Regions from separate parts of the Homo sapiens genome. Here region 1 is linked to region 2. Evidence: read pairs that join two places in POLR2A ChIA-PET (ENCODE). Cell type or tissue: HepG2. All regions are shown on one strand. Each heading gives the region's core, and the rest is flanking DNA. Links, peaks and the distances in the headings are about the cores only.

What was found. Peaks named below come from ENCODE experiments on the same cell type or tissue, not always from the same donor. Only the 100,000 strongest peaks of a DNase experiment are listed, where the experiment ranks them.
Region 1: POLR2A ChIA-PET joins it to region 2 with 5 read pairs; 1 of 35 experiments calls an interaction of 5 or more read pairs at or near these places.

What each region holds. Positions count from the first base shown.
Region 1 is chrX:50,430,599-50,436,229 of GRCh38, forward strand. All of the region lies in intron 1 of DGKK (diacylglycerol kinase kappa), which reads right to left. Among named protein-coding and RNA genes, the nearest start is that of DGKK, 37 kb to the right of the region's middle. In HepG2, for the core only: no CTCF peak of the experiment used is centred there; DNase peaks (open chromatin) are centred at 493, 1,183 and 2,593; H3K4me3 peaks cover 3,186 bases.
Region 2 is chrX:49,838,780-49,846,496 of GRCh38, forward strand. No RefSeq gene overlaps it. Among named protein-coding and RNA genes, the nearest start is that of PAGE4, 13 kb to the left of the region's middle. RefSeq lists an enhancer at 3,987-4,281. In HepG2, for the core only: CTCF peaks have their summits at 2,074 (motif pointing right) and 3,966 (motif pointing right); DNase peaks (open chromatin) are centred at 2,152 and 4,062.

The DNA of each region.
Region 1 (5,631 bases), core at 36-5,035, 590 kb after region 2:
GTGTACAGTGTTCACACAAAATGGTCTTTGCCAAAACCATGGCAGCCCTTGCAGAGAAGGCTAAAGCTTTGGAAAACTCTGCTTCAGTTTCATTCTGAATCCTCTTTGATAAACCAATACCCAAATCCATTGCTCCCAGAAACTCCCACACCCTGGCACAGGTAGTATCTCTCTCTGGTGCTCTGTACAACTCAGCATGTGTAAATTAATAAATTAATGAGGATAAACATTTCCCTCAATCCATATTTATAAAATATCTTCTATAAAATATTTCAACAGAGTCTGTAAAGCAGCCCAATTTCCTGTATATAATTAACACCCCCCTGCTGCTTAATTGGGAAAGGGCAAGTACAGCTGCTGCTGTGACCTTTTCCTATGCTTCTCCCAAGTCCCTAAAGCTTCTACTATCTGCTACATCTGTTTTTCTGTTGCTTGGTGCATTTTTTTTTAAGAGACAGGGTCTTGTTCTGTCACCCAGGCTGAAGTGCAGTGGCGCAATCATGACTCACTGTAACCTCAAACTCCTGTCTCAAGTAATCCCCTTGCTTCAGTCTCCTGAGTAGTCAAGACTACAGGTGCCCGCCACCATGCCTGACTAATTTTTTCATCTTTTTGTAAAGACAGTCTCGCTATGTTGCCCAGGCTGGTCTTGAACTCCTGGGCTCAAGCAATCCTCCCACCTCTGTAATCCCATTACAGAAATGAGCTACCATGTTCAGCCTGCTTGGTTCGTTTTTGATGCATAAGGCTTTGGGGAATTATTTACCTTTTCCTAGCAAAAGGGTCCCCTGTTATAAGCCAAGTTGAATTCCACCCCCACCCACTCAAAAAGTAGACAAGCATCATGACATGCACCACTACCTGTTATTAGTTGGCTGCTCTTCCGTTTTAATTTCTCTTGTTGCTCTTGTGTAGGAGGCTGGATCAAGTTGGGGGATGAGTAAGCTATCATTCCCAGGTGAGAACTGAATTATTACGGGCACAACTGAGAAGGCCAGCTTTCTGTCTATGACTCCTTCAGTCCAAAGACCTGGAACATCTATTGTCTTTGCTTGGGTTAGAGTGCTGGGAAGAAAGCTGTTTCCTAACACTCGCTTGCCAAAGTTGATTCAAAGCAACTGTGTTTGATTTGGTTAAAATGCAACTCCGGGTGCTTTAGGCTTTAAGAAAGGTCAGACCCACTGCTCCACTGAAAGCTTTACATTCCCCAGGGTCCTGTTGACATGGCAGGAGTCAGACAGACTGGCTCCAGCACTTACTAGCTGTGTGACCTTGGGCAAATCACTTAACCTCTCTGAGCCTCAATTTCCTTGTCTGTTAGATGAGAATACCTTACAGAGCATGTGCCTGCCACTCTGTGAGTCCCTTGTCACTTGTGGATTGTGGAGCCAAGGGCTGCTGCCATCGCTCTGCTCATGCCACTACTGGAATCTTCCCTCCTGGCTGTCTAAGGGCTGCAGCAGCAGGATGAGGAATAGGATGACCAACTGTCCTGGTTTTCCCAGGAGTTTCAGCACTACAATCAGGAGGGTCTTGGGCAAACTGAGACCTCGTGGTCATCCTAACACTGAAAAGCCAGATCTTTCTACCACGCAGGTCTGCAAGGACTGTATCTGCAAATCTCCTCCCACTGCTTCCTGTGCTAAGGAAGAGCTATAGATGAACGTCTGTGTCCCTGTTCTCTATCAGTGAAATAAAAGAAAGTTGATAATGATGCTATACGTATTTATTTTTATGAATAGGCAAAAACTTTAACCAGTTCCTTGCATATCACTAAAAAGGTATTTTACACACGTGAGCAAACATATATACACATATATTCTTTTTTCTTCCTGTAAATCGTAGCATTCTATGTACAATGTTTTGTTTCTTGCTTTCTACACTTAATATACAATGAACCCTTTTAGATGTTGATACATATTAAGTGGTTTCCTTTCTTTTTACAATTGCATAGCATTCTACTAAATGAATGTAATGTGATTTATTTAAACAATTCCCTATTGAAAGACAGTGCTTTCAAATCTTATTTTATTACAAATGACACTGCAAAAACTCTGTATATACATGTCATTTTGCACTGGTCTGAGTACATTGATAAAATAAATATCAAGAGTTGATGACTTTAAAACTAGTCCGCTGGGACCATAAAGCCTAAACACCTATAAGTTTTGGGGGAGCCAAAAACATAGAAACAGGAAACCCAGTGAAAGGAACAATGTAAAGGGAAGCTTAGCCTTTAAGCCTGTGTCTTCTCAAATATCTCTGCCCCTCCCCCCTTCTTCTTTTCTATTACTGGAATTCCTAGGGAGGGTAAGGATCACTAATTGTTTGGGGTATGGGGAGGAGGTGAGCAATCTGAGCCCAGGCTGACAAAGTTCTGAAAGTGGTAACCTGGCCCTTGGTAATTGACCTGGGACTAGCTGCATCCAGGAAGGAGGAAGAGCTCTGCTGAGCCCGCCCAGAACTACTTATAGGTTTGAATGCTGGCTTTGCTGCCTACTAGCTGTGCAGCCTTGAACAAGCCATTTCACTGCGACAAGGGGCCTACTGTTAAGTTGGTAGGATGGAGATACAAGCTCTGGTCTATGTTAGTTCAAAGTCTGTGTTCATGCCACAAAACTGGCCTTTTAACTTTCTGAGCTAACCGTGACCTTAGTAATGAGTAATCTTAGATCTCCCTGCCCTGTTAGAGATTATGAAAATAATGCTCCAAGAGGGGCTGTGCTTACTCAAGTCAAATAGCAAATTAGTTGTAGAGCACTGGGCCTCAGGCCACCGTATTTCAGTTGTGTTGGGACTCCTCACCAACCTCCGTAAGGTGAGTGAAGGTGCCCTATAACTGCAGCCATTGAGATTTCACTGTATTGGGAATGCCTCTTGGAATATGTGCACAGTTACAGGGCTCTAGGGGAATGGCATGGAATGGCATGTGAGGAAACCAGCAGGAAAATGGCTTGACTCTAAGAGTAGGATCAAAAGGAAGGGCTGGGTAAGAGCTTTGGGGGTTTGAGGAGAAAAGTGGCTTATGATAAACCTTCCTGCAGAAGGTTGCCTTTGCTCCACAAATCCAGGGAAGACTCAAAGTTCTGAGTAGGGGAAAGAGGATTGTTTCTGACCATTGGAGAGCCAAAAGCCAAGAAACAGGAAATCCAGTGAAAGGAATAGTATAAGTGGAAGCTTCATGGGAGACACCTATGGCTACAGCAGTAGTTGCTGCTTGCCTAGAAAAGAAGCGTTTTGGTCACACAAAGTTCCTCCAAAAAGATACCAGGGTAACTTGGACCCTGGTCCTCAACCTAAGCAAGATCACAGAGGTCAGGACATCAGTTAGCTTATCTGGTGCTGCCATCGCATAAAAAGTGACAAAGCAATGCCTGCTTCCAATTGCCTTCTTTTCCATTCTTTTACCTGACCATAAGCTACCAGAGAAGAAGGTTCTGCTAACATTCCGTGGACGTTTATTCTCTCAGGGACACTTCCCTCACTGCTTCTAACTAACCCTGGGCTCCCACCACCAAGAAACATGCCCTGTTTATCCTAACCATCTACTATGAGAGCTGTGGCTCCTGTTGTGACTCTGGCGATGGCCCTCATTAGAAGCAGCAGGAGTAGCAATTTCTTCTCTAAGTTTCTCTTCAACCCTCCTTCTCCAAAGGAAGAGATTTGTTTCTGGCTGGCAAATGCCTGCTATTTGCCCTTGCTTTACATGCATTATCTTATTTAATGCCCGCAGCCACAGTCCTGTGAGGGAAGTGAAGAAGTTGGGGCTCAGAGAGGTTAAGTGTCTAGTTCTAAGTCGCAGTGAATAGCAGAGCTGGGGTTTGAACCCTGATCTTTTTTACTTTACTGTCTCTCCCCACCCCACTCTCATATCAAATAACTACATGATGACGGTTATCATGATCTGACTTGGGTGTGAGATCTAACTTGGGGATCACTTCAGTTCACTTCTTTTTTCCCCCAGGGGCCACTATTTCACCCAGCAGGAAAAGCCATGGACCAGTGATATCTGCAGATTTCCCACTAGTTTAGCTGAATTTCTTGAAGGGGACCATGTACTGCAAATGATTTCACAAGAAGGCAGGGAAAAAAAAAAACAGTCCTTTAGAGAGGTACCTGAAATGTCATAATCCTGAATTTTGCATATATACAACTTTGTAACAATATGCTGGACCATGCTTGGGAGCTTCTAAATCTGGAGACTTCAGCCCCCAGAGGTATTTAAAAGTGCTTGCAACCTAAAGCCAAAAAGGAAGCTTGTAAATATGCAAATACAGTTATGCCTCACTTAAAGACAGAGATATATTCTGAGAAACATGTCATTAGGCCATTTCATCATTGTGCTAACAAGAGAGTATGCTTACACAAACCTAGATACCTAGATGGTATTGCCTACTACACACCTAGGCTATATGGCATAAACTATTGCTCTTAGGCTACAAACCTGCACAACCTATTACTGTAATGTAGGCAGTTGTAACACAATGGTATTTGTGTATGTAAACATAGAAAAGGTACAGTAAATATACAATATTATAATCTTATGGGACCACCATAGTATATGAGGTCCATCATCGACTGAGACATTGTTATGCAGCGCATGCCTGTATGTAACTTATTTGGCTACAACTCACTCAAACAGCAAAACAGAGAAACTCAATTTTGGTGATTTCTGTGCTCTGGTTTTTAAAAGTACCCATTTCTTTCCATTCATGGCTTTAAATGCCTCTTAGAAGTGGGGATGGTGAGCCCACATCACCTAAACACGTATACTTGGGAAGTACATGTTTACTCCTGAGCTGGGGAAATTGTTTTATTGCCAAACTGGACCCATGCAGACAGACATCTGAAGGCCTGAATAATACTTAAGAATACATTCACTAAAAAGTCCTCTGGGGAATAAGTGGTTAGATTATAAAGAGGGGATGTGTGGGTTTGGTTTTTACTTTTTCTCAGTTTTATGAAGTGGCATTACCAAGAATCATGAGGAAGGTAGACAGAAATTGATGCTAGACCAGTTGGTTCTGTTTGCTTCTTGCAGCAGTGGTGGTCTAGGGAAGATGAAATTCACTAATTCATTAGGAGTTGTGTATGAGTGGTGGGAAAAGGAGTGTGTGTGTGTATGTGTGTGTGTGTATGAGAGAGAGAGAGAGAGAGATATTCAGAAAGAGAGAGAGAGACTCAGAGAGAGAGAGAGAGAATGCCTCTGTACCACCAGTGGTAGGTGAGAGCAGGAGGAAAGTGTCAGGTAAGGTCACCTCAGGGGTTGGATTGGCTTGGGAGTAGAATGGGTGATGACAGATTGATGGGAGCCCTCACTCAATTCCTAAAGCTGTGGGTAGCCTTGCTGCCTCTGAGCAGAGGATTGTCCCTGGCTGAACACAATTGCCTCACATGGAGTCAGGAGATATGGTAGTTTGACAGTCTATCACACTTGGAGGGAAAAGAGAGGGAAGAGAAGTGACTGCATGAGACACTAGTCTGTCAAAGAAGAAACTATGTTGTGGGCCTTGGTTCCACAGAAATTACTGGCCAGGTAACAAAGCTGAAAAGCTGTACCAATGTGAATGTATTCTTGGTAACAGGAGGCTATCAGGGACAAGCCTCCTGGAGAAATAATAGTGAAATGAA
Region 2 (7,717 bases), core at 1,165-6,164:
TTTACAAATGGGTAGCCAGAATAGGACTTAGAGACCCCTACTCTAGTCATCTTTGACACCAGATGCTCCTGATCCCTAGTCCTGTCAGTGTCAAAAAGAAAGCAAATTGGCGGTCCCCTGTTTTTTGTTTTGTTTTGTTTTGTTTTGTTTTGTTTTCAGGTTCCTCTTTTCCTGTCAGGCTTCTTAGTTGTATCAACAGAACCAATTTTAGCTTACCCAGAAAAGGGATTTTTGAACACCTATTGAGTAGCTCAGGGAAACCTCAAAAAGGCCAGAGAATCTGGTTTGGGAGCTAGGTGGCCACGAGTTGCAATCCTACCCCCTCTGCGGACAGGAGCTACTGAGGCTGAGTCCAGCACCACTAGGATATCTCTTACAGTTGTTTGTGAAAACTCAGTACGGCTGCTTGTGAAAACTCAGTGTCTCTCTGACACTGTCACCAGGCATAGCTTCTTCTGTTCTTCTGATTTCCGCTGGTCTCTTCACGTGTTTCTCCTGATTCAAAATCTGAATGGGGAACATCTAATTGGTGGAGCCTAGGGCTCACACCTCTCCTCTAGGCTGAGTTCTGGTTTCCACCTTAGGGAGGAAGGACTCTTTTTTTTTTTTTTTTGGAGACAGATTCTTGCTCTGTCACCCAGGCTGGAGTGCTGGAGTGTAGTGGCACAATCTCAGCTCACTGCAACCTCCTGGGAGGAAGGACTCAATGCAGGGCTTCTCCAAAATTTAAAAGGGCTATTCAGAAGAGCCTGGGTAGGACAGGGGATGATGATGCTCTGACTTTGGGAAAACAGCATTGAGCATGTGTGCTTCAGAGTCCCACATCCCTTCTCCAGGTCCTGTCTATCTAGCTGTAGGTTCTACATATGACCCAGGCAGTACTGGGAATCTAGGTCTGTTTGACTCAGTGGTCAGGCCGGGTATGGTTGCACATGCCTGTAATCCCAGCTACTCGGGAGACTGAGGTGGGAGGATGGCTTGAGTCCAGTAATTCAAAGCAGCAGTGAACTATAATCATGCAACTGCACTCCGGCCTGAGTGACAAAGCAAGACCTGCCTCTTAAAAACAAAAAAATGGTGGTCAGACTCCATATTGATTATTAGGGGACAGGTCATGGTGATACCAGATGGAAGGATTTTTTTGGACAGGGAAGTCCATGGGGGCGGTGGGGCACAGGTTCCATGGCCGACTGGTTTACCACTGTATTCAACAGCAGCTAGCTTGGTGCCTCAATACATGACTGAAAGAATGGTGGAATAAGAGAACAAACTAAGCTGGCCACCTTCCTTCTGTAGTTGTAAAATTTCACTGACACTTAGGGCCCCTAATTTCGGAAGAAACCTAAGAGATGTGTTTTGGAGGTGTCTTGTTAGATAAGGGAGATCAAGAAAGGTAACTCCACTCATACCAAGCTACACCTTCACGTAGGGTTTCTGACTCCCATCCAGGAGGTGACTCCCCTCCACATTTAGTGTCTCCACTCAGAGGAAAAGAACAATCAAGTGTGTGCTACAAGATTCTACTGTCCATCCACACATTTTCTTTCTTTCTTTCTTTTTTGCAACAGAGTCTCACTCTGTCACCCAGACTGGAGGGCAGTGGCAGGAGGCTCACTGCAACCTCCGCCTCCCAGGTTCAAGCGATTCTCCTGCCTTACTCTCCTGAGTAGCTGGGATTACAGGCATGCAGCACCACACCCGGCTAATTTTTGTCTTTTTAGTAGAAACGGGGTTTCACCATCTTAGCCAGGCTGGTCTTTAACTCCTGACCTCAGGTAATCCACCGACCTTGGCCTCCCAAACTGCTGAGATTACAGGCGTGAGCCACTGCGCCCGGCCCATCCAGATATTTTCTTGAAACAATTCTGCACTTAGGACATATTTCCAGGAGAAATTGATGAAACATTCCCATAGTGGAATTGCTTGAGATTGCTGGGCCTCAAGGTCTATTGGAATCTAACTTCAACATCCAGCTGATGGGTCAGCCTGCGGCCTCCATATTTCCTTCTATGAATCAATGATGGCAAGTGCCCATCTCTGGCCACGCCAGCTGAAAGGCACAGACCACCAGAGGGAGCAGGTGTGCCTCTTCCATGGTGGAACATGGCACTTCCTGTTTGCCGCCCCCCCCAACCTGCCCTGCTCTGGAAAACACCACTGTTGCTTAGCAACAGGGAAGGCAGTCATCCAGGGCCCCATGTTTCTATCAGTCACCAACCCAAGTGAGACATGGAATGTAAAGGCCTGCCTTCAGATCACATCTACTGTAGCACTTTGGAACTTGCTGGCCACTCAAAATGTGGCCTGTGACCCTTCAACATTTCAGGGGTCCCCAAGACCACCCAGACATTCAGTGAATTAGCTAGGACTCATGGGACTCAGTATATTATTGTACTCATGGCTGTTATTACAGCAAAAGGTTATACAATATGATCAGCAAGAAATAGAAAGAACAGGTGGGGTCTGCAGAAGTCCACGCACAGGCTTCCTCATGCTCTCTTTCTCCTGTGAGGGGGCCCATAGAGCACATCCTTCCCCAAGAATGAAAATGCACAATATGTGGGTAATGTTTTGCCCAGGGAAGCTCACTTAGTGCCCCAAATTTTTACTAGGGTCTGGTCATTAGGCACCCCCTGCCTATTATGTACCCAAGTTCCAGACTCTCGGAAGGAAAGCAGGTGTTCAGAATAAACTACGTTGTTGGTACAAACTGGTTAGGCACTGTGAACCACCCTTCTCAATTAGGGAACATGTCAACTGCTGTCTTAGTTTTCTATTGCTGCCATAACAAATGATCACAAACTTAGAGGCTTAAACTGTATAAATGAATCGTCTAACAATTCTGTAGGTCAGAAGTCCAGCTTAGGTCTCTGGGCTGAAATCAAGGTGTTGGCAAAGTTGTGTTCCTTTCTAGAGGCTCTAGGGGAGAATCCATTTCCTACTCATTCCAGGTCGGCAGAATTCAGTTTCTTGACATTGTAGGACAGAGGTCCCTGTTTCCTTAGGCTGTCATCTGAGGGCCATTCTCAGCTTCTATAGGCCACCACATTCCTTAGCTTGTAGCATTTTCCTCCACCTTCAAAGCCAGAACAGTGAGTCGAATCCTTCTCAAGTCACATCTCTCTGGCCACAGCTGGGAAAGGTTCGCCACTTTTATGGTCTCCTGTGATTGGATTGGGTCCACCCAGTTAATCCAGGATAATCTTCCCATCCCAAAGCCCCAACCCTTAATCATGTCTACAAAATCCTTTTTGCCATGTAAAGTAACATATTCATAGGTCCCAGGGATTAGGACGTGGACATCCTTGCATATCCAGTATTTTGCCTACCACAAGTGCCAAGTTCCTAGATGCCAGCCAAGGGTCTTTCTAAATATAACAGTCTCAGGGATGCTATGTTAACTCTTTTCTGCATACTCATGCATATCTAAAGGAAGGTGACATCATGAGTGATAGGGGATACCCTCTTCCAATATCTTGTAGCCCCTTTCATGCTTAAAATGTCTTGGACTTCATAAACAACTGGACCCGGGGCTCAGCCCACAAAGATGCCTTATAACCCAGATTCCAATATGGCATACACATTCTGACCTTGGGACTGCGCAGTGCTATCCCTTTCCTGCTTCAACCTGGACAGGAGCCAACGTCTAGGAAACTGTTAGGTTACGTTCTCTCAAGCATAGGACTTGACAGAAAATATATTTCAGTTTAAATTCTTAGCTATGTACCAAGAGCAAGTTATTTGTTCTCTGTAAGTCTCATTTCCTCATCTGCTTCCAGGTATAACACACTGTCTTATAGATTTAAATGACAGAATACATACAATAAGGTATGTGTAAGGCAGTGCTTTCCAGATCACAATGGCTAGTGTGCTAGGAGATGGAACATCCAGTAGGAACAAAAACAAGACTAAAGTCTCCTGTTTCAACATGGAGCTTCCTCTAGGGGGAGAAAGAAGAGAAGAGGCAGAGGTTCACTTTTAGGATCTGCCTGGGTCTTTTTTTTTCCTCCTGAGCTCATCACTTTATTGACAAACTTATTTCTCCTTCTTCCTGTGAAGGTGTGATATTGTGAATGATTAACCTTTGTTTTTCACCCCAAGCTCCAGCTTGCCCTTGTACTCTTGGCCCTGCTGCAGATGACAGACCCAAGGCTTCTGCCCCAGGGTAGAGTTATTTCAGCAGAAATGCAAATAGAATCAAAGAGCCCAAGATCAGCATTTGAGTCACAGAAGAGATTTCAGAAAATGTACACTGAGAAAATAGAACTAAACGAAAGGCTTTTTGAGTTGGAAGATCTTAGGTCTTTTGAATACCAAGACATAAGGACCTGGCCTATCGACAGGCATACAAGGATATATGGTTTGTCCAAGGGACTTCCAGCCATCTAAGACTAGATAAAGCTCCCTTACACTAAAGGGAGGGCTGAGAGGGAGGCAGAGAGATACCGATGACATTCAAGGCCAGGGGATTTCAACCTCCATTTTAGACTATGTTGAAATCTTAAGGAGAATCAATCTCTCTCTCTCTCTCTCTCTCTCTCTCTCTCCTCTCCTCTCCTCTCCTCTCTCTCCCTCCTCTCTCTCTCTCTCTCTCTCTCTCCTCTCCCTGCTCCCGACTGGTTTGGGTTCCCTTTCATTTCATCTCCAAATATCACAATGGTATTCCCTGGAGGGCAAGAAAGACTTTTAGTCTGGGCCTTGGGATTGAGGAAATAGAAGAGAATCTGTGGTGTTTACAGACACTAGCACCATCCATTAGGGTAGGAACAGTAAGAAAGCAAAGGTTTGTGTCAAAGACTTGAAGTTTTCCTAGTGTGGGTCTTCAGAAAACCACTTTAGGGCCTCTGAGAAAAAAGACACTGCCATACTGGCTTGGTAGTGAGAGTCAGGTAAAGACCTCATTCCTCCCATTACTGGAACAGCCATGAGGTCTCCTGACAGCAAGGTGACAATGTCCAGATAACAACAGGTGAACAAAATAGCCCTACATACCCAGAGACAGAGCCACTTGCCTTGGGCCCAGCTGTTCACTAAGTCATCGGGTTCTTCCATTTCAGTGCAAGGGTGCCTAGCCAATGTAGTGAGCAAAGGTTGATTTCAAGATTGAATTTTGAGGGATCAAAGTTGGAGCAGGTCAAAATTATTAACAACTCGGCGATGCCCGATCCCTTCTGCCTGCAGCTACTAACACTGCATGGTTCCTAGCTTAACAACCCTCTGAATTTTGGGGAAGCTTCCTGTAAACACTAAATAAAACAAACAATATGTCTTGAGAGCAGTGTGTATTATGGTTAAAAGCAACTGAATATTGTTCCTCCAGCTGGGTTGCATGAATGCATATCAGGGGAACCATGAGTCCCATTGAATTACAGGCAAACGTACTATGCCAGGTGCTTTTCATGCATTTTTCAAGGGAGAAGAGATATAGCGTAATCAGATTCTCAGAGGGGTCTGAGTCTTAAGCCACTGTTGCAATGGGGAGTCTTGGATTTGTGCTTTATTAACTGTGTGTCCTGTGAAAATTCATAGGGAACCCCCATGTCATATTTTCCTGCCAGTAGAGTGGAAAAAACCAATATCAACCCCATAACATTATTGTGGGGAATTAATTAAAAGATGCTTTATAAATAAATTCGTTTTAAATGAGACGTTCATGTGTTCCCTTCCCCATCCCCCAATAAATAGCTCTATTAAATAAAAGGCAACCGGTTGAGATTTTGGATAACAGAGATATGTATTTTTCAAAAATGTATGTGTACACAGTTTATATATGTGGAATAATGATGTGTCTAATCCTGTATTTTTTCAAGAATCATTTTCATAGATTATTTGGCATCGTGTGCTTTAAAATAATGATGATGATGATAATGATAATTCTTTGCACTTGCATAGCCAGTAGTCCTCTCATTTATCTCATCGGTTGTTGACAAAGCCCTCCTCTTACTCTTGTAAATGAAATGAGGCTAGTGCTGGGTCTGCAGTGTTTGGTTGCCATGGTTTAAATTCGTTTCATAAGCTGTTGCTTGGCAATCCCACGCGTCAGCTGGCTCTTTTTCCTCAGCACTCTCGCCACACGCTGTCTGAAGTATAATGAGACTGAGGCTGGGCAAAGGAGGATGGCAGTCCCCAAGCACGTTCCATCTTCCCACACAACACTGTTTGTTACCATGATGCTTGATAAATGTGTTAAAAGCAGAGCAGTGAAGTGGTTGCAAACATGGGATTTAGTGTCACATAGACCTGGGTTCAAGTTCTGGGTTGGGATTTGGCTCAGTGTCTCCTTTGGCCATTCACCTAGAAACCCGTCTCAGTTTCTCCATGTATCAAGTGAGAGATTATAATATGCAGCACCTGGAGTGGATGTGAGAATTGGAGGAAAAAATTCATTTAAAGTACCTGCACACAGTAGGTGCTCAGTAGCTGTAACCTGTACTAATAAGGGTCATGGGAGCTGGTAGAACTATAACTTTCCTTGTTCTGTAGTAAAATGCTCTGATGTAGCAGTCAGTTTGGACTTAATTTGTGTAGTTGTGGCCCACTTTCTTTTATACATAGTATGAGTGGGCTCACTACAAATCCATAGAGTAAAACAGAAATTTATAAATAAACTATCAGGATCAAGGAAAAGACTGGGAGTGTTGTGACTAAAGGAAGACAAGTAGAGATGCTGCAGACAGAACATATCAATAGATGTCCACTCCAGGTAGTGAGTGGGTAGGCACTGTGCATTCAAAGGGGCTGTCATGGGGGAGGCTTCTCTCCTCCCTAGATAAACACATACCCATGGGCAGTGGTGTGCAGGTAAAACAGCTCTCAGGGAGAGAAAAGCCTTGATTTGTAACATTTGCCTATTTCTGTGGTGTAAATACTCCTACCATGACCAATTTTAAACTACCAATGTGATGCCATTGAAGGGAGTGTAGAGTTGGAAAGCAATGCCCACAATTGGCTCTCGGGAGCCCATCAGAGCCTGCTTCAGCGCAGAAGTAATCCCTTCCCTAGGGGAAGCTTTTTTGTTTTTGCTTTTGTTTTTTTTCTCTTTTGTGGACATTTCCAACAAGCTCTTGTATTTATAGCAGTTTAGGGAGGTCAGTTCTCAGGACTGCTCTTCTGGCATTTGATTTTCCCTGATTGGAAGCATATGGCTGAGGAAATAGCCTCTGTTCTGTTGTGCAGGCCCATCCCACATCTCCATAGGCTGACTTCAGCACCCTTTCTGGCTTAAGATCAGGAGCCCATGATCTTTGCAGGATCCAGAGGAGACTTGGGAGCTAGGAATTACCTAGATGAAAATCTTAATTGAGGTAGTATCTTCTCCCAAAGTTATTTTATCTTTTTTATATAACCCAACTCAGCCATACTGCCCTCGTCATAGTCTCTCATACTCTCATGGTCTCTCATATTCATTGTAGCATTCTCAGTGCTACAATGCATGTGACCTTACTATGTTTATATTAGCCACCAAGCAGTTTCAAAATGAATCACTTTTTAAATTCATCCATGCCACTGTAAAGCTGCTTCATCTAATATGACTTCAGTGTAGTTGTCTGATTTTGATAGCTGGAGTAAACAAACTGTGCGTGCTTGAATTCCATTCTGGACTGAACAGTTTCAAGTGTCAGTCAGTGATGCTCATTTGTAAGAACAGGCACATTGACCAGCTTTCAGTGAAAATATGTTGCATGTGTTTTACATTTTACATGGTCCATAATTTGTA